7 separate regions of the Mus musculus genome follow, and regions 1, 2, 4, 5, 6 and 7 are each linked to region 3. Evidence: chromatin loops called from intact Hi-C (ENCODE). Cell type or tissue: left cerebral cortex. All regions are shown on one strand. Region 1 overlaps Ngef (neuronal guanine nucleotide exchange factor). Region 2 has its middle 12 kb from the start of Inpp5d. Region 3 overlaps Inpp5d (inositol polyphosphate-5-phosphatase D). Region 4 overlaps Cab39 (calcium binding protein 39). Region 5 overlaps Neu2 (neuraminidase 2). Region 6 overlaps Gigyf2 (GRB10 interacting GYF protein 2). Region 7 overlaps Snorc (secondary ossification center associated regulator of chondrocyte maturation).

What was found. Hi-C counts contacts between places; a loop is a spot of excess contacts. Peaks named below come from ENCODE experiments on the same cell type or tissue, not always from the same donor. Only the 100,000 strongest peaks of a DNase experiment are listed, where the experiment ranks them.
Region 1: it touches region 3 in a loop (3-fold over the local background); 3 of 42 quality-filtered maps call a loop at or near these places.
Region 2: a loop joins it to region 3, with 2.4 times the contacts of the local background. A loop is called at or near these places in 3 of 42 quality-filtered maps.
Region 4: it touches region 3 in a loop (11-fold over the local background); 5 of 42 quality-filtered maps call a loop at or near these places.
Region 5: a loop joins it to region 3, with 2.3 times the contacts of the local background. A loop is called at or near these places in 3 of 42 quality-filtered maps.
Region 6: it touches region 3 in a loop (2.4-fold over the local background); 9 of 42 quality-filtered maps call a loop at or near these places.
Region 7: a loop joins it to region 3, with 2.0 times the contacts of the local background. A loop is called at or near these places in 7 of 42 quality-filtered maps.

Annotation. Positions count from the first base shown.
Region 1 is chr1:87,506,096-87,510,095 of GRCm38, forward strand. Ngef (neuronal guanine nucleotide exchange factor) reads right to left here. Exons shown (of 13, transcript NM_019867.2): 1 at 3,998-4,000; 2 at 3,150-3,292. Among named protein-coding and RNA genes, the nearest start is that of Ngef, 2.3 kb to the right of the region's middle. In left cerebral cortex, a CTCF peak has its summit at 1,872; DNase peaks (open chromatin) are centred at 1,959, 2,368, 2,796 and 3,368; H3K4me3 peaks cover 3,170 bases; H3K27ac peaks cover 3,556 bases.
Region 2 is chr1:87,606,691-87,610,690 of GRCm38, forward strand. No RefSeq gene overlaps it. Among named protein-coding and RNA genes, the nearest start is that of Inpp5d, 12 kb to the right of the region's middle. In left cerebral cortex, a CTCF peak has its summit at 1,927 (motif pointing left); DNase peaks (open chromatin) are centred at 471, 1,245 and 1,924; H3K27ac peaks cover 2,006 bases.
Region 3 is chr1:87,719,544-87,723,543 of GRCm38, forward strand. Inpp5d (inositol polyphosphate-5-phosphatase D) reads left to right here. Exons shown (of 27, transcript NM_010566.3): 27 at 1-967. It overlaps Gm33470 (a long non-coding RNA gene), which reads right to left. Exons shown (of 4, transcript XR_878350.2): 2 at 2,733-3,186. Among named protein-coding and RNA genes, the nearest start is that of Gm33470, 3.3 kb to the right of the region's middle. In left cerebral cortex, a CTCF peak has its summit at 2,080; DNase peaks (open chromatin) are centred at 2,020 and 2,679; H3K27ac peaks cover 1,447 bases.
Region 4 is chr1:85,851,039-85,855,038 of GRCm38, forward strand. It overlaps Cab39 (calcium binding protein 39), which reads left to right. Exons shown (of 9, transcript NM_133781.5): 9 at 1-539. Among named protein-coding and RNA genes, the nearest start is that of Itm2c, 41 kb to the right of the region's middle. In left cerebral cortex, CTCF peaks have their summits at 2,478 (motif pointing right) and 3,579 (motif pointing left); DNase peaks (open chromatin) are centred at 2,468 and 3,579.
Region 5 is chr1:87,592,029-87,596,028 of GRCm38, forward strand. Neu2 (neuraminidase 2) reads left to right here. Exons shown (of 4, transcript NM_001160163.1): 3 at 2,850-3,061. Among named protein-coding and RNA genes, the nearest start is that of Neu2, 20 kb to the left of the region's middle. In left cerebral cortex, a CTCF peak has its summit at 2,350 (motif pointing right); DNase peaks (open chromatin) are centred at 1,680, 1,988 and 2,470; H3K27ac peaks cover 2,523 bases.
Region 6 is chr1:87,445,434-87,449,433 of GRCm38, forward strand. Gigyf2 (GRB10 interacting GYF protein 2) reads left to right here. Exons shown (of 29, transcript NM_146112.4): 28 at 879-1,026; 29 at 3,645-4,000. The coding sequence ends at 3,712. Among named protein-coding and RNA genes, the nearest start is that of Snorc, 23 kb to the right of the region's middle. In left cerebral cortex, a CTCF peak has its summit at 2,240 (motif pointing right); DNase peaks (open chromatin) are centred at 2,253 and 3,683.
Region 7 is chr1:87,472,185-87,476,184 of GRCm38, forward strand. Snorc (secondary ossification center associated regulator of chondrocyte maturation) reads left to right here. Exons shown (of 3, transcript NM_028473.2): 2 at 2,839-3,021; 3 at 3,145-3,298. The coding sequence ends at 3,254. Among named protein-coding and RNA genes, the nearest start is that of Snorc, 4.0 kb to the left of the region's middle. In left cerebral cortex, no CTCF peak of the experiment used is centred here; DNase peaks (open chromatin) are centred at 549, 924, 1,741, 2,290 and 3 more places; H3K4me3 peaks cover 615 bases; H3K27ac peaks cover 1,819 bases.

The DNA of each region.
Region 1 (4,000 bases), 210 kb before region 3:
CGGCTCTCACTAGACACAGATCCACTGGGATTATTGGCTGGCAGCAGATCTCTGAGGGGAACCATCTAACTGTTTATACATTACCAGTGTTAAGATTGGGGTGTAGCATTTCCCCCTAAAGGCTCATGTGCTCTTTGGGTTGGTCTCCATGCCAAATGGTGGAGAGGGGCCTCAGAGAAGGTAATTAACAAACACAGGCCTCTCCTCTTGAACATTCCATCAGAGCTTTAGATCAAGAAGAGATTGTTCTAAAATCAACTGTCTGGCCCTAGACCTCTCTAGCTTCCCTCTCATGGTGTCGTCGCCTTTGATACCATTTCCTGTGTGTGGCATGGACCTCACTAGAGCTAACAGAAATGGATGGTCTGCTCTTACACCTAAAAATGTCCAGTAAATAACCTCTTTTCTATATAAAGTTCTTAGCCTCAGGTATTTTGTCACAATACATAATATACCAAGATATCCAATGCAAGGTATGGATTAATATACCAGCCAAGGAGACAGAAAGAGAGGATAAGGCCGACCCAGAACAGATCTAAGGGTTTCTTTGAAAGAAAGAAAGAAAGAAAGAAAGAAAGAAAGAAAGAAAGAAAGAAAGAAAGAAAGAAAGAGAGAAAGAAAGAAGGGGCTGGAGAGATGGCTCAGTGATTAAGAGCACTGACTGCTCTTCCAGAGGTCCTGAGTTCAATTCCCAGCAACCACATGGGTGGCTCACAACCATCTGTAATGAGATCTGATGCTCTCTTCTGGTGTGTCTGAAGACAGCAAAAGTGTACTCACATACAAAAAAAAAAAATCTTAAAAAAAAAAAGAAAAGAGAAAAAAAAAAAAAAGGAATCTGTAGTTAGTTGAATAATAGTGACCCCCAGAGGCCCATCTATTTGAATGCTTGGTTACCAATTGGTCAACTACTGGAAAGGATTAGGAGGTGTGGCCTTTATTGGAGAAAGTGTGTCACTGGGGGTGGGTTCTGACATTTCAAAAGCCCATGCCAGGCTCAGTATCTCTCCCTGCCTGCCTGTGGATCAGGATGTAGCTCTCTGCTACTTCTTTGGCTCATGCCTGCCTACCTGCTGCCATGCTCCCCGCCATGACGATAATGGACTCACTTCTGAACCAGTAATGAAGCCCCAATTAAATGTTTTCTTTTCTAAGGGTTGCCATGGTCATTGTGTCTCTTCCCAGCCATAGAACACTAAGACAGTAGCTATCTCCAGTAGACACATGAAGGCAAACTATCCTTCCTGCTATTACAGACCTTGGCTTGAAGATGTGGTGCCCGGAACTACAACAGATACCTTGTAACACAAAAGCCAAAGAAGGAAGGGAATGAAGAAAATGTAGCTGGGTGACTGTGTAGGGAAAAGAACCAACTCTTGAACTTTCTACCTCTTGAGGATTAACCAGGATGGATCACTCTCATTGCAGAAGACCGGTTGTTTCTGCATACTGTTACTTCCAGCCAAATACTCAACAGTGGCCATGTTAGACCATTCAAAGGACACCAGCTATACTCCAGCTCCTGCCATCCTGGGGTTACCATGATGAAAACTGTCTAACCATTTTTTCATAATCTTTCATTTTTATTTGTCTTAAATTCTAATTTTCATATAAATAGATTTATCTTGTGCCACTACTGTCCTCAAGGTTCAAGGTCTCATGGTTGTTTCCTATGTGTGCCAACAGTAAGCACACCTTCCCGTGGATGTTAACGTTCCCAGTCTAAGCTCCTGCTTATGGGATATGAAGGCAGAGTAGAGAGGCTTTGTTCTCTTACTGAAATGATCCTTACTGGGTCGGCCTTGTTCTGTTAGAAGGGGAGTTCCCAGCTCCTCCAGCTAAAGCGCCCTCTACCCAGCCGTTCTGCATCTATCTTCCTAAAGAGAAAGCAGTTTCCTTTAAATCTTCCAAGCCTACTTGTAAAGGGCAAGCTACTCAGTTATTATTTAACAAGCAATTTCTACATGCCAAGCACCATGTTAGGTGCCAGAGACAACGACGACACACTTACACCCCCAGCATCCTCAGCCTGACTGCTAGAGAACCACAGAGACAGAAACCAGAGTGGGTTCAGTTTACCCTCAGGCAGCGATGGATCTCCCAGCCTCCAGCTCTCTCCTCCCAGGGCCAGGGTAGGAAGCTCCCAGCTCAAAAGAGTAGCCTCCTTAAGAAGTCTCCCTACAGTTGGGCCTGCTCCACTTCAATTCTGGAGACATTGTGTCCCTTACAGGGTTTGGCAGTGGGAGATAATCATTACGCGTCATATTTTTAAAATCTAAAATTTGTATTTAAAAGAATAGATTGCTGATGGCTTTGAGAACATCCCAGAATATTTTCAAAGCAGCTAGCATCGTTCCTGGATTAACAAGAACCGGTCACAGGTGGCCCTGGGGATAACAGGAGGAACAGTTTGATGTCAGGAGCAGTTTAGAAGTACAAATGCCTCAAACCTCCAACAGCTCACAGAACTTCCTCTCAGCTCTGGAGGAGCAGGACCCGCTAAGTGCCGTTCCCTAGGACCATCCTGGCAGCCTTTTGGAAGAGTCTTCTGGGTGGGGGGCAGGGGGCAGGAGGGGGGACGCAGAATGTACTCGGGCCTCTTTTGCTTCTACTCATGTGTTCAGGGCCAGCCTTGCTCTACCCAGAGCTTCCCAGTACAGCTTTAATTCCTTGGCTACCTTCCAGGTCCTCCTAGGACCTCCCTGTTGAGGTCAAGGAAGACTTCATTCTCTCTCTCCAGCTACTCCATTCTGGAAACAACGTTTTCTACAGGAAAGGGCTGGACCAAGAGTGTTCTCCAAGAGACATCAAGATCAATACCCACTGCTAAAGCCCAGCATAGAGTCTCAAGCTCATAACCCTGGAACTCAAGTTCTCAGGCAGGAGGTGAGGTCCAGGCTAGCCTGGGCTACTGAGTAAATTCCAGGCCAGCCAGGGTTGCAGTGTGAGACTCAGTCTCACAAACACACCACAATCCCAGCTAAATTAGCTCAGTGGTGCAGCACTAATAAAACTCGGCAGTTCTGCCTAGGAAACCATTAGAACTAGTCATGTCAAAAGCCGCATGCCAGTCAGCCCAGCAGCCAGGGTCCCCTGGAAGCCACCAGGCTCTCATGGTCCAAACGAGTCGCTGCCTGCCCTGGACCCACCTATTTGTTCAATGAGGTTTCTCCAGGAGTCGGCGGGAATGGGATGGATCATCTGCAGGGCCTCCGTGAGAGTGGTGGGGCTGTCGGTGAGGGCTGGGCACTCCTCGGGTGTGGTTCCATTTCCAGGGGTGGAGGATGACTCGCTGCAAGAGAAGGAGGAGAGCGACGGCTGTTTATTTTTAAGCAACGACACACCTTGGCTAGATCGCAAGAGGCGACTGTCGGTCAGCACAAGCGGCTGCTGCCTGGAGGGTACTGCCCCTAAGAGCTTCCAAGCCAAGGGGGGCCACAGTGGCCGCCACGTGTCCGGACCGGGCGAGCCCGACAAACCCTTTTTGTCACCATACCAGGGCGCGACGGGGTGATTCACTCCTACACCAGTCCGCCCAAACCTTCATGTTTTTCGAGCTCGCGGACAGGCGTCGGAAAGTTGGCGTACCCTAGCCGCTGCACAGCGCGGAAGGCCGCCCCAACGGGTCCTGCCAGCCCGCTGCCACCCCACTCCCTTAGCCGTCCCGTGCCCCCTGGCCCCACTCGAGGCTCTGTCCTCCAGTTCCAGAGACTGGGAGCGCAGAGAGGGGCGAAGGGCGGGACGCGCACACTCTGGGCGTCCAGGGACAAGGTGCAGGAGGCCATCCCACGCTGGGACTGGGTGCTAGTGACCTGGAACAGGACGCACGGCTCTCCCAGGGGGAAGGTCCGTCGGATTAGAGTTAGTGGGGGGCAGCAGGAGCCCGGGGGCCGAGGACCCGGATAGGCCGCAGGGGTCCGAGATCATCGCCTAGGGAGCGAGTGTGAGGGAGTACGTGGGGACATTGCGCGGGGGCCGGGATACAGCGGGTCCTCACCTG
Region 2 (4,000 bases), 110 kb before region 3:
CATAATTTTGCTTGCCTGTGTTCTACAATTATAGCTACCATCAATAGAACTGGCTAAAGATTCAAGACTCAGGCATAGAGTAAAGGGGACTCCTGTCTGGTCCCTGTAAGGGAAGGAAATACCAAAGAGGGACAGTAGTGGTTTCCTAAGTCATTGAAGTCACAGGATATAATAGTCTGAGCTATGGGGAGCTTTGGGAGTTTGCAGACAGGAGAGGATTCTGGGAGAATGAAACCTTTGAGTAAAGGAATCGCAGAGTCTAGCAGTAAAGTTCTGATTATCTAATTCAAGGCTTACAGCACACAGTCCCATTCTGAGATCCTCAGATATGAGCTAGGAGCTCTGGTGTGCTGCTAATTTGCAGGTTGGTTAATCTCTCTGGTTCTCACTTTCTCAGGCGTGAAGTTGGAGGTTATGTCTGCCTTGAGGAGTATCTGTGTGGCCCGGACGAGGTAACTCATACATAAATGTTAGTGCAGTGCTTGCACCTAGAGGCAATCTATCGCTACAGTCCAGGTATTGTTAAGGGGTGAATTGTGGTGACTCCCAAAGTGACTGTCTCTGGAGATGGTGCTTTTAAGTAGCAACTAAAGTCGAACGAAGTCAGAAAGGTGGTAGGTTCAAAGGAAAGTATGGAAGGTAGCCGCCTGCCAGTCAGGAAGACAGCCCTCAGCAGAAGCAGCAATGTCAGAACCTTGATTGTGGATGCCCACCCTTTAAATGACAAGAAATAAATACCTGTTGTTGCGTTGTTGGAGTCACCGTCCATGATATTCTGTTGTGGGGCGTGATCTAAGACAAGTGCCCACAACGTGACAGTGTGGTGGTTAAGTGGGAAGAGGAGCCTGTAGCGGGGCAAGCGCTCTAGAGGCGTGGCTTATTGTAGAGGCTCAGGAGGTGGGGCAAAGAAGATGGACAGCATTCAGCAGGTGTCAGAAAAGGCTTATGGCCCAGGGTGAGGCAGCAGCCGGTCCCACAAAAGTGGAAAGCCATTTCAGAAACATTTTTTTTTAAACCAGGGTGTAACCCCGGAAACTCAAAGTCGGCTGAGGGTAGGGCGGGTGGCATAGGAGGAAGACGGGGCTGGGGAGAAGATTCTGGAACCCACAGTGAGGGTTTTTGGCAGATCAGTGAAGATAGCTGCTGGCTGAGGAAGCATAGAGGAAGAGGTAAAAAGTCTGAAGCAGGGAGCAGCTGACACGTAATCACCACAGAAAGCGGGTAGCTGTTGGCAGAAAAGGCGTTTAGGAAGCGCGGCCGCGGGCCCTGCCAAGGGAGGCTGTCGTGATTCACGCTTGGGAAGTGCTGGAGACCAGAACACAGGTTGGAGGAGGTCCAGGCATGGCACAGTGCAGTAAGTAGCCTGGCAACTGTGGTGGGCTGACCCTCTGGTCTGGGGCTTGACTCAGGGAATGGAGTCCCAGGGTGGAAAAAAAAAGATGAATTAGGAATCTGCCACCAGACTGAGCGTCTTCAGAGCGTTCTTCTGGGATGGTTATTTCAAATTGGTTTGTTGTTGTTGTTTTATTGGTTGGTTGGTTGGTTTTGTGTGTGGTTTTTTGGTTCTTGAGGTTTTTGTTTTTTTGTTTTTTTTGTCTTTTGTCTCTTTCATTTACTACTGTATCATTACTATTATGCCCTGTCCCTAAGAGTCCTGGCGACACTGGCTCAAGTTCTTACTCAATTCTTCCTACCCACTTGATCCCACCCATATCTTGTCACTGCCTGGTTTTCTGTCACAGCCAGGTTTCCCGTTTTCAACTATGCCATGAAGCACGGATCAAGACATCATGAGTTCTTTGTCCTCTTGGGAAATGGAGTCTGTTCCTGTTGCTGGCTTTATTTGAAAAGGGACGAGCTGGTCTTGATTGACACCTGAATGTTGTTCAGGCTTGGGGAGGCCAGAGGTCAAGGCGCCCCCTGGCGGTGGAAACTGCAAGGCTCAGGCCCTAACCTAGGGTTGTAGAAGCTGCGGGTAAGCTGTGTACTTGTAAGATGCTATCCTCCTTCAAAGCAAGGTTGTTAACCAGAGGTGATTCTTAGTGATGCTGGCTACACCCTGTGCCAGCATTCTGTGGCACCATTGGGTGCCAGGAGTCTACCCAATCCTGTGCTGGCCAAGGCACTGCCCTCCGGGCACTGATCATCTGAGTCACACAGGATTTCTATCTTATCCTAAACAACCCCCCAGGCCAGCCATGCTTCACTGCCTCTCACCCTTCAGCAGAGATGTCTTCCCCACTTTCCTGAGATACAGTGTGATTCAGATGGGCCAAATGTTACAAGGCTGGCCTTCAGACTCTGGCCCTGGTCCTGTGTATGATTCCATGTCTGATCTGAACTGCTGCAATAGAGTTTTCAGAGATACGGAGGAGAGATAGGATGAACTGAGGCTACCATCGTTCCATCCTCAAGGCAAGCCTGTTCCCAGGAAGCCAGCCAAGTGCTCTAAGACCAGTTGCAACGAACTTTGCAAGCTTGAAGGAAACCTGTGTCTGCTGAAGCCTGATGCTAGGACTTGCAAAGACCACCTTAAGGATGTGGTCCAAAGCCTGGTGTAGGACTTGTAAAGACCACCCTGAGGATCTCGTCCAGAAGCAGAAATGCAAATGGAACTGAGAAGCGAGATGATAGTCCAACGGAGCAGTGCCCTAACTGAGGCAACTTAGAGGAGATGTGGCAGCTAGAAGGAGCAGAGAGAAGACTGGATGGAGAGAGAAATGAGCAAGGGGAGTGGATAGACAGGAAAGAGCGCAGGGGCCAGATGGGAAGAGAGCCTTCCCAGCTCACAACCACAGCTACCGTCCTCCTCATGAGTATCCTTGATCTTTGACTTGGAAGAAGTCGATGCAGTCCTATGATGCAAATGAAGTTCCATGGACCTAGAAGGTGTGGCCTGCTGCTGTGGCAGCTGTGTAATGTCTGCTGGTGCCCTGAGGGTTACATGGACAGAAAAATGCAAGATTGAATCAGGAACAGGAGAAAATGATGTCATCAAGACGCTGGCTCACCGTAGTACAGTCAAACCTTTTTAAAAGTAGGGGGAGCAGCACAAAATACTGGTTAAAAGCACAACGCGTTAAAAATGAACATGGCTGTTTATTATCATTACAAAATATTCTTGTCCCATACCACAATACCAGCACTTAGGAGGCTGGCTGAGGCAGAAGGATCTCATGTTTGAGTCCAGCCTGAGCTATATAGAAAGACTAAAGCCAAATAAATAAATATGTTGTTCTGTAACTGACTGTATTAGCCTGCTTTTATACAGCCTACTGTGCAGTGGGTTTTTGTCACCAGCCTCGCTCCAGACAAATGAATGGAACACCAGCTTATACTATCAGAACATCCATGACACCACCAGAAATAAGAACTTTTTAAGCACTATTATCATGTTAGGAGACACCCCCCCCCCCCCGACAGGGTGTCATTGGTGACAGTGCCACATACATACAGTCACATACCACATCAGGGTATTTCAGTCGTTGACAAACTGTGGGTAGTTCTGCATCAGCTACTTGTGGAGGAAACAGCATTTAGTGACTAGAGCAAATGTTGAATATGGGTGAAGCATCCCTGCTCTGGGACAGATTAGTGACTAGAGTAAATGTTGAATATGGGTGAAGCATCCCTGCTCTGGGACAGATGTGTGAAAGGACTTTCCATAGCTAAGAGACCACGTCAATGCAAGGTCTTCAGGTTTTTACAGACGAGACAGATGACTTGCTTAGGGGTGGTATGGCACGATACAAGTTGATTCCTCTAAGTTCTGGCTAGATGAGTGCCTCAGAGCCTTGCAGTATATTAATAAGTACACACTGCTAGAGTACAGTATATTAATAAGCACACACTGCCAGTGTCCTAAGGGAGTGTAAGGAGTCCCAAGTAACTTGGCAAGCCACAGAAGTACTGGCAAGCACCACACCTTTCAGGACAAGATGCTGGCGAAACCCTGACTCCATTCTAGTCTTGCAACCTCTATGATCACATCAAGAACCTT
Region 3 (4,000 bases):
TGACAAACGCACGCCATACAGACAGCAGACAGCGGCACTGGGTCTCAGAACTTGGATTCCTGGGCCTTCTTCCAGTCGCCGTTTTAAAGAAAGGAACTAACGGAGCTGCTCATCCGAGGGTGAAGATATAAATAATAATATTATTAATAATAATAACAGTCAGGTGCCATGTGCTGTGTTAAGTGCTTTATGAACATTTGTCGGGCTGGCCTCCAGTGCTGAGGTGCCAGTCAGCCTGAACCCTATGCCCAGGCCCACTAATCCCAAATGGTGGGTCCTGAGATGTTTTTAAAAAGCATTAAAGAAAACCATCGGTCTCTTAGAGCTAACCGGCCGGGCTCTACTGCAGGGACCCGAACAGTCTGCATGGCTAAGTGGCACAAGGAGCCTGGCCCTGTCCAGCTTCAGAGATCCAAGCTGCTTTTTGCTGGGGTTCTGTCACAGGCCTGATCCTCTTGGTTTTTATGGGGTTTCAAGTCTGCCAGAGTCAGAAATCAGCTCTAACTCGCCAGTGAAGAGATCTGGCCTTAACTTAAGCCAGCCACGTCAGGCCCCTGCTGAGCCTATGGACCAATAAATACTCCCCGTGCCACTGGAGGTGGGCAGCTATCACCATACCCTGAGTTGGGCCAAGCCCACCCCACCCCTACCCTGCAACATTTCTGATGTACTGAGGAAGAGTCTCCACCATAGTCCCCAAGGGCTGAGTTCTCCAGCCTGCTATCAGGGAAGGTGAGCATTGGTCCCAGGCTCTCAAAATAGTGCAGCCTCTTCTTCCCAAGCTCTGGGGTGCACCCTGTGTCCTTGGTTACCAGGAGACTAGGGTTGTGATATCTTTTCTTGTCTTGCTTTTTGATATATCAGGATTAATGTAGGAAACCAGACCTAGATTATTCAGGAGAGTAGGTATATCCCCTGTGTTTCCCAGTCTGAGTGACCAATAAAATTGTGCCTTTCTAACTGGGCCTCCTGACTGTGTGGTATCTTCCTGATACCCGGGGCTACAATTCTTCCCTGTGCTATAACTACTGCAGAGACACTTTGGGGCAGGGAGATGAAGCTGAGAGTTCCTTATGGCCAGAAAAATGGTATCCTCACCATGAAGTCAGTCTGAAGATGGACACGGACAAGCGTGATATCACCCCTTTCACGCATATGTCTGTGTGGGACTCCAAATGTCCTATAGCCTCCCAACTTTCACAAGTGTCCTCTGATATTGCCTGACCAACAGTTCTGATTATTCTAGAGACAATAGACTCATACAAACCATCCCCGGGACGTGGGTTCAAAGGTTAGGGAATAGCCTCCAGCCAGAGAACCAACATAGTTACAGCTTGGCATCACCTGCAAAGTGCCATGGCCCACGTCACCATTCCTTCCACCTTAAGATATTCAGCATCTCTTGCTCAAAGACCTCAGGCCTAGGCTCTAAGCAGACTTCCAGGGAGCAGCATCTTTGAGAGTTACTGAGCAAACCATTCACTACCTGCTATGATAGTCCTTGTGGACTGGCAGACTCCAGGCTGAGAATATTCCAGAACAGCTCCTCTCCTCTACTTAGGTGAATGTCTCTCCTGCAGATTCACTACTTGGTCCCCATAAAGAACTTCACCCCCAACTCCAGGCCCCGCATTCTGACACAGTAAACCAAGGTAGAGACACAACAGGAGATTCCTTGATATTCTAGAGGAAAGGCAAGGGAAGTGTAAACGTTCCACTCTGCTGTTCCTCAGCCCACTTGTCCTGGTAACCCACCCTGGGTCATACTCCCTGCGACCCCAGAGCTGAGGACCAAGACCCTATTGCCTTTGTGGCATGTGATCCCCGTTTTCACAGTGGGCTGGCTTGCTGTGTGAGGTGCCAGCAGCTGCCCATCCATGGAACGGCAAATAGCTCCTCCAGGAAGATATCCAGGTCTGTTTCTGCAAGTTAAAGCAAGGCGGGGCATATGCATGCTTCCTGTCCCTTCACTCTGAGCTCTCCTCGCCTCAGCAGAATCTAGCTCCGTTTTCGGCTGTCTTAAGTAAGAGCCTAGCTTTGCGCGTGGATGGTCAGCTGGGGCCCCCTGATGCCCAAAACTGGAAACACCACAACTGAAGTTTCATCATTGTCCCCCTAGGCTCTCAGTCATGCACACTCATGTGGCCATTTCTCTTGACTCTGGACACCATCTCCCGGGACCCATCCCAGTTAGCTGTCTCTTTTTCCAGCCATTCCATCCTATTCCTACCCTCTAACATGCAGTTCTCCCTTCTACGGCAGAAATGGAGAGCCAGATACTGCCCCCCCACCCCCGACCCAGCACTTCAGTTTTCTTCACTGAGCTCCATAACCAAGAAGGCAGGGCAGTTAACAAGCTTTGCTCAAGCTGCCCCACCCCTAAGATAATGCTTCACCCTAAAATTATACATTGACAGTCACTTTTTCTTTCCAGATGTAAATTTGCCCTTCTCTTCGTGGCTATACAAAGCCAGCCAAAGCCCAGATTTCCTGTTACCATAATATGGCGTCTGGAATGACTATATCTGCATCTAATCTCTATTCCACTGGTCCAGACGGTGGCTGCTGCCCTGCCAGGCCACCTGTGGAACTAGACGGGCAGCCACTGTACTCTTCCTCTGTCCAGCATTTCTGATACTTTACTGTGGCTTTCAAACCACCAATAGGAGGGAGCCAAGTGAGTCACTGAGCAAAGCTCTCTCCTGCAGAAACCTTCCCTAACCCCAGCCTACCAGGTCTGTCTTTACTTGTCCTTAAAATAGCTCCTCTCTTGCTGCAAACTAATTTCCATGGAGACCCAGCTATGGAAAAACCTAGAAGCTTTCTATGAGGCAGTTAGCTCACTCTTAGCCTTCACTCCAACAGAGAGACCTTTTATGATGCAAATATCTGGTCTCACCCCCACATTTACCTACCCCCCCCTCCCAGGTCCCATTCTGGGAAAACTGCTTGGCTTCACACAGGAACTCACACAGGCACATGAAGTCCAGGTACTAACAATATATGTCTGCTGATTCTCTGGTTGGTGGTGGCTCCAGAGCTGATCGTTTCTGTCAGCTCACAGATGACCCACCCATTGGTACAGCTTTCTGGTGACCTCAGATTTGATATGCATAGTTGACGTTCTCCATCATCCATTCAAACATGGTTGTGCTGGGCCTGAGGAGACCACGTGGCAGGATATGGCTGTGGATGAGGGTCAGACAGAAAGGATTTAAATACCTTATTTTGTGTTTCCTGACAATAGAGTCTTAAGCAAGCCCAGCAACCTGAGTTGGGTTCCCAGAACAAATGTCAAAAGCTGGGTGCAGCTCATGCATCTGTAATTCCAGCACTAAGAGGTAGAGAGGAGAGACAGGAGAACTGCCTAGAAACTCATGGGTCAGGAAGCCTGGAGTATGTGTGCATCTATCATAGCAGCAGAAACAAGAGAGACCGTGCCTTAACTAAACTGAAGGTGAGAGCCAGCTCCCAAAAGTTATCCTCTAACCTCCACATACACTGTATGGAATATGTATGCCTGTATTCACATATACATACAACACACAGTCATACACACACACACACATACACACACAGGAGTCAAGTATGCACACACACAGGCAATACACAAGAAGAAGGAGATACCCAGGAGGAGGGGGGGAGGAGGAGGAGGAGGAGGAGGAGGAGGAGGAGGAGGAGGAGGAGGAGGAGGAGGAGGAGGAAATAATTGCAGTTACCAGGGCAGCCAATTTGAGCCATGAAAAGCTCTACCTGTCTCATTAGTTTGGGTTCAGACAGGAAAGCAGATTCAAGGGCAAGGACGCTTTCAGTAGAAGGCAAAGAGCTGAGGCAAGGAAGGGAAAGATCCTGCGTGAAAAGGTGGCTGCAGGGAATAGCTGGGCTTGGCTGGTGGACAGAAGCACGGGCAAATGCCTATTGTGGTAGTTTGAATGTGCTTGGTCCATGGGCAGTGGCACCATTAGGAGGTGTGGTCTTATTAGAGAAGGTGTGGCCGTGT
Region 4 (4,000 bases), 1.9 Mb before region 3:
TGCCACCGCGTTGTGAGTCAGGATTTGGTGACAGAGTGGCCATTTCACCAAGTGGAAGGAGTGTCTCTTTGCCAAGCTAGCTCTTAGAACTTGAGACAACAGAACAGTTTCCACTTGGGCTAACACAGAGAGCGGTGCTAGAGTCTTGCTGTGGAAGATGGGATGCAGTGTGTCAGGGAACTGTCACTCACACATTGGAAGCTGAGGGCTGAGAAGGCTTTCTGGATTGTTTTTAAACAGAACAATGTGAAAACATTCAAGATTGAAAAGTTGCATTTAAAGTGTGATCACTTTCTAGGTTCCTATTACCAGAACGATTATCCTGGGTGTGGTTTCTTTGGTGTTATAAAGGGTTAATTTTACTTAAGGCAGTTACTTAATGTGATTTTTTTTTTTTTAACCCTTAAAAAAAGTGGGAGATGTATACAATTGTTAATGACATGAAAGTGTTTCCTTTCTCCTGAGGAAAAGTGAATTTCTTATCAGAATATCTGGCTGGCCCTGTAATTTAAATTAAAATAAAATTTTGGAGAAACTGTCTTGTGATGTCCTTTAGACAGTCATATGTCACTGTGGAGAATTCCATCAAGAGACAAAAGCACGTGATTTGTCAGTGGGTAGGAAATAGTTAACACTTTTTTCCGTACTCAAGGTTTAGTGCGCCTGCAGTTTTACCCTTATCTTGCCCCTGTGTGAGGTGATTATTGTGTCACATAGCCCATTCTTGTCTCCAAGTTCAATATCAGTGGTACCATTTTATGGTACCTCTGCCCACCCCCATGGGAGTGTAGATGTATCTTTTGTTCCTTTATCAACAGTGGAGACTAACTGCTTGACAGGGAGACTTACAGGTCACCGGAGCATGTCCATGGTGAAGGTGAGACCTAGAAAGCCTAGTCCTCTGGCACCAAGGCCCATGTGGCCCCTATTCTGTCTCCAGAGGTGGCTCCTCGTCTATGTACAACCCTGCCAACACTTAACCTTGTCAGTCAATAAGCTCTCCATTTTGGGCCACAGAGCACAGGGCCTGCTCTTGCCAGCGATACTTCAGTAGAGTAAAAGCATCTTACTGTTCATCTGCCAGGCCAGAGTTACCTTCCCCGAAGCTCACATTCCATTCCCTACCCCCATGGTCTCCATGGGATCCTTGCAGTCTTCCAGCTGCATGCTGACCAGGCATCCTGGGCTGCTTATGTCCATCCTAACCTGCAAGGACTCATGGGCTCATGATCATTGAATCCCCAAGGGCTGCAGTGTTCCACAGTCACCCCAGGTCGTAGGGGATCCCACTACCCTTGCATTGCCCTGCCTCAACCTGGTTGCTCTGCCAACCATCGCTGAGCTGCTTCCTCATAATTCAACAACTAGACCTCAGGAGTGATCTGAAAATTTCCTACCATGTGTGATCATCAGTTTTCTTCTACTAAAGCTTACTTCTAGTTATCCCATGTACCTCCCTCCACGAAGCACTTAGGAGGCCAAGACTGTCTTGCTAAGGCCTGGAAGCTCCGGGCCTCCAGGAATCTGTCTCCCTGCACTCAACACTACCCTGAGGGCCAGTGACTGCACAAAGATGGAACTGTTGTGGCACCATCCCCTACAAGGACCTCAGAAACCCATGTCTGATTCCCTGTATTTGTGTCCCTGGAGAGCGCTCTCGCTCTCTCTTTCTCTCTCTCTCCCCCTCCCTCCCTCCCTCCCTTTCTCTCTCTCTCCCTTACACACACACACCAGGTTCCTGGATAAGAGATTACATCCTCTGCAGTTACCTGCAACTCAAGTACCTTGTAGGTGTCTATGGACATAATCTGCATTTGCACACAGGTGACAGGTTTTGTAATTTTAGCTGATCAAAATTAAAACTTCCCAGGCAATAACTTAACCACCTGCAACTCTGTGGTCCCTGGAATGTGTCTCAGTGACACTCTGTTGGGTGGAAATGGGGATAGATACATTTTGCAGTAGGTGGAGTTAGGTGGAGTTTCCTTTCTGTTGAGATGCAGATGTGAACAGTGGCCTCAGTGACTAGCAGGCCATTGGAAACTCCCAGGAGCCACTGGGGTCCTGGCCCTCTTGGAGTTTCTACCAGTGGGTAGAGCTGGATGCCAATCTGTAACTTGGACTCAGGACCATCAGTGTGCCTTGTACACTGCCTATATATGATGGCCACGGGGCCCTTCTCAGGACCCAGCAACTTCTCTGATGATGAATGACAACTGGCTCGTAGGAAAAGAAAAACTGCTTCTCAATCTGTCTGAAGTGTGTTCATCTGCCTTCTGGACTCTGAAGCAGGTCTGAGCCCCAACATCCACCATAATACCCAGCTTTGATCCTCACTGACCCAAGTGTTTCCCAAGACCTGGTCCCAAACATGATATTGCCTCATTGGAAGCTGTGTCCCAAGACTGTCCCAAACAGCCTGCCTAGCACCCCATCCCTGTAGCAACCCAGCCTCTAGGTGGCTGCACTGAGCTGCTTTTATGCTTTAAGCCCACTGGAGGGCAGTGTAGTTCCTTGGTTTAGTGCTGCAGATTTATCTGGGCATTGAAAAGACCTAGGAGTCCAGTTTTTGGGGGGGTTTTGTTTGTTTGATTTATTTATTTATTTATTTATTTTGGTTCTGGTGGGTTTTTTTGGTTTTGTTTTTTTTTTTTTTTGTATTATTTATTTAGGTTCTGGTGTTGGGCAGCCTGGAGATTGTTGGAGGGACTTCACTTTCAAACAAGCTGGAGTAGTTAGGTAGGGATAGAAACAGATGTGGGGAGCAGAGGAAGCCCTGGGTGAATGTGGTGTTGACATGAGTATGCCAGTGGTGTTTCTGCCTTCTGCACCAAGCAGGCAGACATTGTTCTTTGTGGTTCTGAGAGGCAAGCTCTGAAAGCCCCCCTTCATTCTCCAAGCCTTGGCCTGTTGGAAGCAGCACAGAGGGATCCAACATCTAACATTCTTTGTGGGCTACAGAACCTGTGGACACGCTCTACTGCTGGCTGAGGACAAGGCAGCATCTGAGACTTAATGTGTTCTCTTACTGAATGTCCCATGGCACCCACACTGAGATGTTAGCCTGGGATGGGTCCCCACAGACCAGGACCTGCTTGTTATGGATACCCCGTATGCCCTGCCTGCACCTCTAGAAGACCAGAGCCAAATCTCTGGGGTCAGGGAGAACATTCCAGGCATTGAAAGTTAGGAGGCTTATAATACACAGCATCTGAATGACAGCCCCCAGAGTCTCTGGGATCCTCGGAGGGCAGGAGGCACTGTAAGTGTGAGTGGGCTATCTGGGTGGCATTTTGCTCCTCATGGACTGTACGGACACAAGGGTGTCTACAGAGCACGTCTAGCGCACACCCTGTATTCTCCATGGAAGATGTGGAATTTTGACCCTTGACTTGTGGTTGGGAAGAACCAGGTGTTAAGGATTATCTCACTGAAAGGATCTGTCCGTTTCAATCTGGCTGTGGTTTTGACAACAGTAGAAGCAAAATGTCAAGTTCACCTGGAAGCAAACATAAAGGGCCAGGACAGAGCAGGGTTTCCAGTTCTCCCCAGCATGCCCTGCTTCATTTCTGCTCCCCCTGCTGGCCTTGCTGCATCTCTGTTCAAGATGGGGAGAAGAGTAAAAGCCAATTCTTAGGCTTTCTAGGGGGCCTGAGGAAAGTGCCCAGCACACAGTAGGTCATCAACACATGATGACTTGGGAAGCCCAGTGGAAAGGGATCCTATGTTCAGAATACGGGATCTGAGCAGCTCTGGCCTCAGTCTCTTCCAAGCAAGTTTAAGTCTCTGGTCTTGTGCTAATGAGAAGAATACAAGCAACATATGTCTTTCCACCCCATAAGAGTGGAGGCAAGGAGAACCTAAGAAATCCCCAAGGTGGCAGAGGACTTTACCTGAATGCCTTGCCTGGTAAGGGAATGAATGCTTCATGCAAACATTGAGAGATTGAGGGAGATGAGGGATAATCAGCAGGGCTCTGGGAAGCAGAGTTGGTTTCAGT
Region 5 (4,000 bases), 130 kb before region 3:
TGAAGCCTTGTGTTAGATTTCCAGAGCTGTCCAGCATTACATAAACCAGATGTGGTTGGACTTGCCTGTAATCCTACGACTTGGGCAGTGGAGGTATGAGTTTAAAGTCATCCTTGGCTACATATTGAATTCCAACCTAGCCTGGGCTACATAGAAGAGACCTTCCCTCAAAGTAATAAATAAGTAACTAAATAAATAATGACGCTCTGATGGATGCTGCAGCATGAATGAATCTTAGAAACAACATGCTAAGAGAAAGAAGTCAGCTGTGTACTGCATGACTGTACTTGTATAAAACATATAGAACAGGCAGAGCTAGCGATAGAGAGTACACTGGTGGTTTCCTGGGGCCACTGTTGGGATAAAACAGAGTAACTGTTCACATTTACAGAATATGTTGGGGGGGACTTAGGCAGTGATGTCTGCACAGCTTTAGAACTGTCCTTTGAAATCATAGAATGGCTCTGTGAGGAGCGGAATTGCATATTGTGAGATATTATACATTCCTTTTGAAAATGGACTGTGGTCCATCCCTGTAGGATGGACTATGTACAAGGGGTAGTCACTAGTTCTGGCCAGGGGCTTCATCCCTCTCCCAGACTGCATCTTCTCTCTCTAAACTACGAGCTCTTGTCACATCGACATGTTAAGTCTATTGGTCTTGGGGTTTGTACTCAACCTGTACTGTTGCTCTAAACTCACCTTTCCCCCTCTGGACCCCAAGAACCTAACTCATAGTCCTTTTCTGGTTCCTCCTCATGACAACTTTGACCCCTTTCCCCTGTCTCAAGCTTCTTTGTGGATGTCCTTAGCTAACCTCCCACGTTGTATACTTAAAGCCAACTCATTGGAATGGAGAACAGCTTGGCTTTGGGGACGTCCTAAAATCAACATTTAAATCTGATTAGATGGCTACTGAAGAATTTTCATTAAGGACCAGCTGTTCGGCACTTGATCAAGTTTCTAAGACACCGAAATGGCGTCTTTCTCCTTATTTTTCTGCTTCTAATTGTATCCAATTCTTTCTTATTAAAAGTTATGGCAGTCATGGCCATGGAGCAAGCGAGATTACAGTTTGCAGGCATAGACTTTTGTACTGGCTAATTTTGTGTCAACTTGACACAAGCTGGAGTTATCACAGAGAAAGGAGCTTCAGTTGGGGAAATGCCTCCATGAGATCCAGCTGTGGGGCATTTTCTCAATTAGTGATCAAGGGCCCCTTGTGGGTGGGACCATCTCTGGGCTGGTAGTCTTGGTTCTATAAGAGAGTAGACTGAACAAGCCAGGGAAGGCAAGCCAGTAAGGAGCATCCCTCCATGGCTTCTGCATCAGCTATCAGCTCCTGCTTCCTGACCTGCTTGAGTTCCAGTCCTGACTTCCTTGATGATGACCAGCAATGTGGAAGTTTAAGCCGAATAAACCCTTTCCTCCTCAACTTGCTTCTTGGTCATGATGTTTGTGCAGGAATAGAAACCCTGACTAAGACAACTTTGTTTTGTTTAATCTTTCATTTTCTGCCTTTTGAGACTGTCTCAATGTAGCCCAGGCTGGCTTCGAATTCCAAACTCTCTTCCTGCCTCAGCTTTTCTCGTGCTGAACTGCAACCATGAGCCACCAACACTTCAAGTCTCCATTTTAAAGCAAAGACTTATCTCCACCCACTGAGCTGGCATCTGCCCTTCTACATTTTATTCTGCTGCATTGTCCCAGTAACGTTCATCAGACTTGAACAATAGCATGGTAGACTACACCTGTCAAAAACAGTTAAAAACACGGTTTAAATGATAATATATTACATGGTAGGAAAATGTAGTTTTCTACCATGTCTCCTGCTTTCTGATTCCTCTCTTTTCATTTCTCCTCCCGAGAGATTAAGGCATGGGGAAGACTTGGAAGTTGTGGCTCCCTTGGCAGGGTTTAATGGAGGTTTCTAAAGTCATTACTCTTAGCAGGAGGGAAGGCAGCCAGTGCACAGAGAGAAGAGTGATGGGGCAGGAAATAGAAGGTGCTGAGATTCAGTCTCAGAGTTGCCTCAACATACCCTGAGGGTCTCACTTCAAGCCAGAACATGGGGTCCATCTGTCCTTATGTTCTGGGTAGATAGATCATCAAATATAGCCTTTGTTGAGGATAACCTTGGCAAGGGCTCGGCCAAGGGTGGTTATTCTGGCTTAAGAAGTTAGCTCTGTCAACCCTTCTTTTTGTCAACCACAGTCGCCAAGTTATCCCCTGCCTTCCCTGTTCTTTTCTGAAAATACTTACATTGTTGTTCATTTTCTCACACCTCTAGGGCTCCCCACCCCCACTCCACAACCCCATTAGTAGGCAGATCCTATCTCTCCAATTGCACAGCTACCCCCTACCTGCCTCAGGGTGGCACCCACACAGCGAGGGCAGCTGGTTTATCAGCCTCAGGCAGCTGAGGGAGTGGAGCTTGGGGAATGGAGGTATTTTCTTTCTCTTTGGAACAGCTTTCTAGGGCTCTGGAGTTATAAAAAGGCTCTCCCATGAGTCATCCCCTGGCAGTCGGATAGCTGCAGAGAGCCACTCAGCAAGCTCTTCTACTCTACCCAGGGCTAGCAGATGAAGGTTGTCACAAATCTGTTGTGAGGGGAACGGTTATAGCAGGAGTCGAATACAAAACACACTTTTCGATTCTTGGATAGAGCACTGCCAGTACACTATAGCAGAACTGGCGAATGGGGTCTTGGGATATGGGAAAGGACACAGAACTTTTTCTAGGACAGGCCACCCAGACAGGACTCCATTTGCCAGTCAGATGAGTGCCACCTGAATTGGATGATTCTGGCCCTTGGCACAGGTATGATGTGTGTTCTCTTCCTGCCCAGATCTCAGGCCCATGGCGACCTGCCCTGTCCTGCAGAAGGAGACACTGTTCCGCACAGGCGTCCATGCTTACAGAATCCCTGCTCTGCTCTACCTGAAGAAGCAGAAGACCCTGCTGGCCTTTGCGGAAAAGCGAGCCAGCAAGACGGATGAGCACGCAGAGTTGATTGTCCTGAGAAGAGGAAGCTACAACGAAGCCACCAACCGTGTCAAGGTAAGGTAGGACCCAGCTGCAGTGGCTCTGCCTGGGATGGCTCGATGACACACACCCTTGTGGTCCTGTGTGCGGTAGAACCAGGCGTAAATCTCACAGAACTCAGGGGCAAGGCCATCCCTTCATAACTAAGATGTAGGTAGGACCTAGGGAACCTGGAAGAGACCTAGAAACCCATCCAGGGACAGGGTGACCAACAGGCTCCTGTACCCAACCCAGATCTCACTTGGGCTCACCAGGAGCAAGTCTTGTTGGCTGATCATGTGCTTCATCACGTGACTGGCTGAGTTTTCTGGCATCATTGAAAGCCCAAGGGAGGGCCAGTTCACTGTCATTTAACAGGACATTAATTACCTTTGAGGGTAACTAATCTGGGGTCTTAGGATCAGCTGACTGTCTATGTCCTCATAACATTACTCTTATGACAACTACATGATTGTTATTCAAAGTAGGGCATCAAAATTCCTTTTGCCTGGCGCATAATTATTTTACACCATCATGGTGCTTGAAGCAGGTGGACCTGAGTTCAAGGAAGGCCTGGGTCCATTCCTTATCCAAGGCAACTAGGCTAACCTATTTAGGCTTCTCATTTTCAAAATATGAAATGGAGCTAAGGATACTTCTTCGGCCTTGGAAGATCAGGCAACACAGTGGGCACCATCTGTCTTTTGGCATAGCGTCGGTGTTGCACTGGGGCAGCTAATGAGGAACAGGGATAGCCAGTGTGGTTGTCAAATATATGACATAGCAGTGGCACAGGGAACCTCAGTGTGCATCTTCAGGATCCTCGAGTCCATTAGTACAGTGTCGTAAGTAGGTGACACAGGGCAACCTTCATTTTCTTTGCCTTTTAAGAATGCTAGACCAGCCAGGAAGAATAGATGATGTTAGGAATGGTTCCTACCATAGTTGCACACGCGCGCACGCACACACACAAAC
Region 6 (4,000 bases), 270 kb before region 3:
TTGGCCTTTAGTGTATGGCCAACTGGTTCTTTGACTTGTGTACTAGAGAACAACCATTTTTTGCTGTGAGTCAGATGTGTGTATTACCATAGTGTTGATAACTATATGCTGTGAATTGCATTTCTTTTGTTTGTTCCCTTGTTTTTGTTTGTTTGGTTTTTGGGGTTTTTTTTGTTGTTGTTTGGTTGTTTTGTTTTTTCCACAACAGGGTTTCTCTGTGTAACCCTGGCTGTCCTGGAACTTGCTCTGTAGACCAGGCTGGCCTTGAACTCACAGAGATTTACCTGCGTCTGCCTCCTGAGTGCTGGGATTAAAGGTGTGAGCCACTACTGCCCGACTATATTGCATTTCTTAATTGATGACATAGATAACTGTATCCGATGGAAAACTTAGGGCTTCTCTGATAGAGCTGAAGTGAAAGCCTGAAGGTCTAGGAGAGACTTTGTAGAGATAGCAGGCATCAAGTAGAGTGTTGAGAGTGAGGGCTGGTAGCTCAGTGGCCCACACTTACTGCTGGGACTGGGGTAGGGTTTTTTGTTTTGTTTTTTTTTTAGATTTATTTTTAAAATAGTTTAAAATTGTTTTAAATTGTATGTTGTGGGTCAGTGAGTATATACACATGAGTACCCACATGATCAAACATGCGATACCCCTGAAGCTGCAGTTACAGGCAGTTATAAACTGCCTAACAGGGAAGCAGACTCCGGTCCTCTGCAAGAATAGTATGCACCCTTAACCACTGAGCCATCTCCTCAGCCAGAGGATTTTTGTTAACAGACTCAAACTTGACAAGGCAAAGGCAAGCCAGCCATTTTCTTAGAGCAGTCCATATCCACGTGCACTGCATAATTGTAGTTGTGTTGTGTCTTGTTTCATAGGACTCTGTCTGGGGGATGAACCATAGTACACTCCATTCGGTATTTCAGACCAATCAAAGCAACAACCAACAATCAAATTTTGAGGCTGTGCAAAGTGGCAAGAAGAAGAAAAAGCAGAAGATGGTTCGAGCAGATCCCAGTTTATTAGGTAAGACTAGGCCTGGACTCTCAGGTGGGGTGAGAGGAAGGTTTTGGGTGCTGACAGTAACCAGATACATCGCTGCAGTCTTCATGTAAAGATTCATTTTACTATCTGGTTTTAAGAATAGGCAATATTTCCTGGGTGTGTAAGTGTAGGAGATTTGCCCATGTGCTAGTATAGACAAACTAGCAGTATGATTCTGGTCCTTCAAACTTTAAAGCCTTACTTAGAATTTCATGCAAAAATAACGAAAGTGGACAACAACAGTAGAGCTAGTTGAGAAGTTCAGGTGCTTATTTCTGCTGGAAGCAGATGTTCAACTAAGCAGTGCTTGTTACGTCCACTTTCTGTAGGTCCTGGGCAACTGCACTGCCAGGACACCCACTTGTCTTGGCCAGTGAGCTGCAGGCCTTCTCCACTCTTCTGTGGTAGATGCCTCCATATCTAGTACTGAGAGCTGTTGTCCTCATATGCAGCAGCTTCCTAAAAAAAGCAGATGCCTAAATTAGGGCTTTAAATGACTCCAGGGATGGTAGGGAACAGTATTTCATAAGTAATGAATGTAAGTTGCTTTGTATCTTAAATTGGCCCAACAAACCCATAAATAAATAAATAAATAAATAAATAAATAAATAAATAAATAAATAAATAAATAAATAGTGATAAATGAAATCCTTCACTGCTTTTGAACATGAAGTTAATGGAAACTTGGCTGTCATAGTCGATTTTCTTCTTCTCTGGAGTGTTAATATTAAACATGGGTCAGAAACTATAAAATTCAGACAGAGCTGAGCAGATTTCTAACTACTTGCAGCTGAGAAGCCCTTGTGATGTAGCTTACAGGTGTGAGAGGCTGCTCCACGGATGTTTGTCCTTGCAGTGTGGTCTTGGTCTTCTGCCAGAGACCCCAGCAGGGATGTCAGCATCTCTCAGGACATGGGAGGTGGGTCAGTTCTCTCAGGCTTGGAAGGGCAGTCAGCGCAGGAGCAGAGCTTCCCACTGAAGCCAAGTCACTGCCTACTTACCCCTCTTTCTGGAAATGCCTCTGAAAGTTTTTAATTTTCTTTCAGTTTTTCTGCTTATTCATTTTCATATATTACTTTCCAATGGGTGTATTCCCTGCAAATTTATAGGTTGAGAATTTTTTTCCATGCACATACTGGAAAAATAGGTTCCAATTTGATCTAAAGTGACCACAGAGAGCAGACTGCAAAGGAACCAGCAGAGGGCGCCCCAGCCTCACTTCACTTCTAGGCGCCCTTCACTCTTCTCTGGTCATACTGATTGTAAGGGTTCCCAGGGGGCCCGTGTAAACCATTTGGGGGTGATAAAATATATAGCTTCCTCTCAGTCAGACTCCCCTTTGTAGAAACACAAAGACATTGTCATAATCCTAAAAGGAAGCATGAAGGTGAGTGTTGTAGACCTAGTAGAAAGTGGTCTGTGGAGCAGCAGAGTGAGGAAATCCCCTTTTGTGATGCCCTGCCTTTCATGGCACTCACAGGCTGTTGCTTTTTGAAGTTGGAAGGCTAAGTTTATGCCTGACTGAGCTCCTAAATCAGTTAAGTCAGAGCATGTCTGCTAAAAAGCCTCACCTTGTAATCAGCACATTAAAACATCAAATAATCTTTATTTCTCAATAGCTTTCTCTTTTCCTATCTTGATTAATATTAGTTGATTTTTAAATTACATTTCTTCTGTGCTATGCAACTTGTTGTTTCTATCTCACTTAATTTGTTTTTGAACTGAAATCAAACCTGCTTCAGAATAATAAAGGCAATAGCTCATTTCATAGACTGCTGGGCTTTAGGTTTTTAGACTTACCAAGTAAAACCATCACCTGACAGATACAAACACTAAGCCTTCAGTATTTCCAAGGGAAAAACGGGTTCTCAGGTGGGTTGTGGGTGGAGTTTCTGGTTGGGCCTGTGTATGGAGTTTGGTGTACTCACTTCTCCGTGTGTGTGCCTTGTCACACAGCAGCTTTCTCCATAGCTTCTTAGTTAGTAAACAGGCTTCTTTATTTTTTTAAATCTTATTTTTGATCCTGTTAATTAAGCCATCTTATTATGCAAGACTTTATTTGTTATTAGAACATTTCAAATGCGTATTTATTTGAAAATTTAAACATTGAGGTACAAAATGAAGGTGTGAAAAACCCACCCAGTACCAGCAACCGCAGCAGAGTGGAGGGCGTTGACTGTTTGCTTTTGGCGTCCAAATAACAGCTGAAACAGTTGAGGATTCATCCAGGGCTGAGGAACTGGGGAGCTTTCTTGGAGCTGCTCCCTCTCAAGAGGCCCATCACTAAAATTCTAATCAACTTGTGGTTATGGATTTTATTGTAAAAGTCCCTTCATGTGACCAGTAGCGTTAGGTATTCTAATGTCACAGTGCTTGTGATTACTGTCGGTTATGCCTCTCCTAAGCTGATTCCATTCCAGTCTGACTGACCAGAGATCCTTTTCTGCATAGGTATGCTTGCATCTTTCTTCTTGTCTTTCTTCTGTACCCAGTTTAGTGTAAATCTTAAGCATAAGAGACTTAAATTCCAGCCAGCTGCTTGAAATTGAACCACTTGGCAGTCAGAACAGTCGCTCATAAACTTATTTTGTCTCTTGTAGGGTTTTCAGTCAACGCCTCGTCAGAGCGACTGAACATGGGTGAGATTGAGACTCTGGATGACTACTGAGTTCCTGCCGCTGTGCCAGCCTTCCCACTCCCGCCTAGTGACCATGGTTTCTCCTCATTGGACACAACATACGTTCACCATTTTCTCTGTCACTCTGCAACAAATCACAGAACCAATCATCTCAGGCTTTTTTTTTTCCTAGCCCTTTGTGTCCAAGATTACTTTAGATCACTGTTGGTGAGCATCTCAGACTGTACCTAGTGGACCAGCCCTTGTCTCAGGGTGGCAGTTGGGGCTGCTCCCCAGCAGAGCTAATGTTGCCAGCACACATTCACTGTGCGTTGATTT
Region 7 (4,000 bases), 250 kb before region 3:
CTGGCCTGGGGGCCTGTGGTCAGACCAACCGTTGAACAAACTTATTTACCAAAAGGCAGAGGAGCTTGGGGTGGTGGGGTTAAGGGGACAGCCTGGGGTATCCAAGCTTGTGACACTGACACCGTGTCACCTCTGCCAGAACAGAAACTCCTGTGACCTTGCTCACTGTCATGGTGTTTGAGTGTCCTTGTGGCCAAGGTGGACAGAACAGAAATCTCCTGCCGTGCCTGCCCTCTCCATCAACGCTTGCCTCTGCCCTCTACACTCTGCTCCCGGGGCCCCTGTACACACCTCCCAGGCCTCCTCCTCCCCACCCTCACCCCTCTCCTCCTGGCACACTGGCCTATAGTTCCTGGCTTCACCAGATGACTGGAAGGGAGCTGGCTTGCTGCTCTTTCTTAATGTTCTAAGTCTGGAGAACATGGCTTGCATAGGAAAAACAAGATAACGCCTTGGCTACGGCCCACAGGTGCACCCCTTCCTTGGTGGGTTGGGGCAAACTCAGTCCCTGGCCAGGAAGTAGGCACCACTTCGGCTGGCTGGCCCTGGCACTCAGAAGCCTTGGGCGGCCTCCCTGGTCAGACGCCTGGTACTGGAGGTGAGCTTTGGCCAGTAGAGGTGGGATAGGGAGGGGCCAGCCTGTTTGTCTATTTTGGGTGTGTCGTGAAGAGTCTCGGGACAGACAGGCAGTCTATGAAGCCCAGACCTCAAGGCCTGTTGAATGGCAGGCATACTTGCTTTTTTTTTTCCAGCCCTAGGAGCCTGACACTAGATTGCTTGAGACCTGAGGTCGTTCATTGTGGTTCTCAGACTATGAACACTGCCTCCTCTAAGCAGGTCACTGTGGCCTCACAGAGCACTCTCCACGCTTAGAGGGAGGCTGGCTGGGGCCACTCTATGAGAGGGAGGCTTCTGCAGTAGGAGGCAAAGGTCTTCGTGGGCCTTTTGCCAGTCTTTTCTGAAAAGGGGGTCTAGTTTTGGGACGCCCCGGGGCACATGATGGTAGTCCCTACCTACAAGCTGAGTCTCAAGTCCGGCCCAGGCTTGTGAGATGCTTTAGGCTAATGCCTAAAGGACCTGCCAAAATCCTAAGGGACCTGCCAAAATCCTAAGGGACCTGCCAAAATCCTAAGGGATCTACCAAAATCCTAAGGGATCTGCCAAAATTTTATGGTGCAAAGATTTCAATTTTACCAAAAAAAAAAAAAAAAAAGTTGTAAAATTATCTTCTGAACTCTGGCACAGATTTTACCTGGTCACCAGTCACCACTATTTGCCACATAGCTACCCAGGCCCAAATGCAGAAGCAAAATTGCCGACATCATTTGACCTCTGTTGTTGAGAACAAGGGCAGTCTCTTTCCCAACCAGAATGTGGCTTCAAACTGGGACAGTAACCCCAGCACTGTATTTACCTGCCTTACCCAGATTCTCTGATAGAACACAGGACCCCTCCCTGTCCTGGTCCAGAACAAACCCTCACACTTCTTTCTCCTTTCCAGACCTTGGCGTTTTTTGTTTGTTTGTTTGTTTTTGTTTTTGTTTTTTGAAGGGCTTAGTTATTTTGAGGTTGACCAGAGTCGGGCTTTGGCTGTGTCCTGTTTACCCTGGGAGATGGGGGGAAACCATGAACAGGAACACTCCAGTCTCATGGGTCTATCCTGGGCTATCCTTATTCTGAGCCTGTCCACAGAGGGACAGAGGCACCCAAAGATGGAGCCCTTAGCTCAAAGGAGTTCCAGGGACCTGCAAGTTGTGGAAGAGCTGGTAAGAGAGGTACAGCTTTACTGGAGGACACTGGGAAGACAGAGCCATCACTAGCCTGTCCAGGGCTTTGGACCACCATGGCTGTCTCCACTTAACCTGAACCTTGACTTTCTTTACTCTGATTAGGAATAAAATGATCCCTGTGCCGCAGGCAGCTAATTAATTAGATGATCGAATGATATCCATTGGGTCTCTGTATGGAACCTGCTTGGGGCTGAATGCCCCTGGCTTTCCTTCCCAGATGAAATCAAGCCTTGGTCAGGGGACCAGCTGAGATACCTGACAGACAGGCTAAGGGGACCTTAGAGCCTGATACCAGCCTGGTCTTGAACTTGTCATGGGGGAGACACTGGCCTAGTGGGTGGTGCTCTGGGCTTTACAGACTGGGCTTCTTATAGTGGTGTGTGTTTAGGGGGAGGGAAGGCTGAGGCAGTGGAAACATCAGGCCATGTGACTGGTATCCATCCTGTGTTTCCTATCTTTTTGCTTCACTCTGGGATCCCTGAGTACCCCAAACCATGCCGACTCCCAGCCCCAGAGGTAGAGGACTGTTGATGAAATGCAGCTCAGGGTGCTGAGACCGATGGAGTGTGGGAAGCCTGCCTTTGCTGGCCACCTCCCCTTCATCTGTCCCCCATTTCCTGCAAGCAGCAATATGCTGTCTTGGATTGAAGGGGCAGACGGGTAGGGGGGCTGCTAGAGGCCCAGGGTTGGCTTCTCCCAGCCTTCGTCTGAGAAGTGGTACCCTCAAAGGTCCTTGACTAGGCTTTTGCCCCAGGTGATAGCTGAGCTGTATCTGCCCTGGGGGACAGAGCAACCCCCACTTTTTGCAACTGTCCCTGGCTCTCTGCCCCCTATCAATCTGTCTTCTAATGGCTTCAATGCTCAACAGGTGTTTTGTGGGTCACATGTGAATGGTTTCCCAAACTTAGGAGAGAATTTCTGAGCCAGGTGCCTTACCTTGTGAAATGTGGGAGCTGGTGTAGGGCATCCCTTAGTTGATCTGGTGGAGAGAGTTGGCATCCCTGCCCACAGACTACCTGAGCTCCACTGTCTATTTTTGACTTTGCAGCAGAGGGTCCCCAGGAGCCCGATCCCACCCTGTGGAACGAGCCTATTGAATTGCCCTCTGGTGAAGGTCCCCTGGAGAGCACAAGCCACAACCAGGAATTTGCTGTCTCTGGCCCTCCGTTCCCCACCTCTGCTCCAGCACCAGAGGACAGCACCCCTCCTGCCAGGGTGGACCAGGATGGAGGTAGGACCTGGGCGGAGCAAGGAGAGGGGAGGGAGGAGGATGAGAGGTAAAGAAGGCATTGAAGGGCAGGCCTGGGCTGGATTTGGGAAGGGGAGGGGTAACATGGTCCTCTGTCCTCCATAGGATCGCTTGGACCAGGCGCCATTGCAGCCATCGTGATCGCTGCCCTGCTGGCTACCTGCGTGGTGCTGGCACTCGTGGTCGTCGCGCTAAGGAAGTTTTCCGCTTCTTGAAGCCAATAAAGGAGCCGCACAGGCCGGCCCGCGGCGACTCTGCATCTTGTGCTCTCCTTTGTCCCCTCCGTATCCCCGCGTGTGCGAGCCCGTGTGCAGGTGCAGCCGCGTGCGAACCTGGATGGGGGCGTATTGCTGGGCCACGCCGCGTGCCTGGGGGGTCGTGGGTGGCAGGCAGAGAACATGTGCATGCTTGGTCACGTGCATGTGTTGCGCCCCGAGTGAGTGAATGCAGGGCGCCTGAGCGCAAGTGTCTGCTAAGTACCACTCACTGTGTCCCCTGCTGTGCCCCCACCGCAGTGTGCCTGAGTGCCCCCCCCCCCCGCCCCCGCCACTACTCCTGGCCCCAAGCGCTTCCGCCTAGTGTGAGCAGGAGAAGGGTAGGGAGCGGGAGGGCTTGGCTCAGGTTCATTCACCCTATTCCTAGAGATCAACTCACACAGGACCCGTCTCTGGAGGACTGACATTGGATGGGGTAGTAAAAGCGTTTGACCTTCACTCAGGCAGGAGGGGCCATATTCTAATTCAGAAGCCCAATCCTTGTGTCTTCATTCTCCTCCCAGGGGTCAGACTTTTCCTGACTCCAACCATTCATATTCCTGGGGCCCCCGGGTTATTGAATATGCTCTTCCTAGGTGCTGTTCTTCCTTTTCCAGCTGACCCAGATGTTGGGGAACATCCGGGGACAGAATGGGGTGTGTGTGAGGGTGGTTGGGATGGCTGGGCAAGCCAGGGTAAGAGCTGTG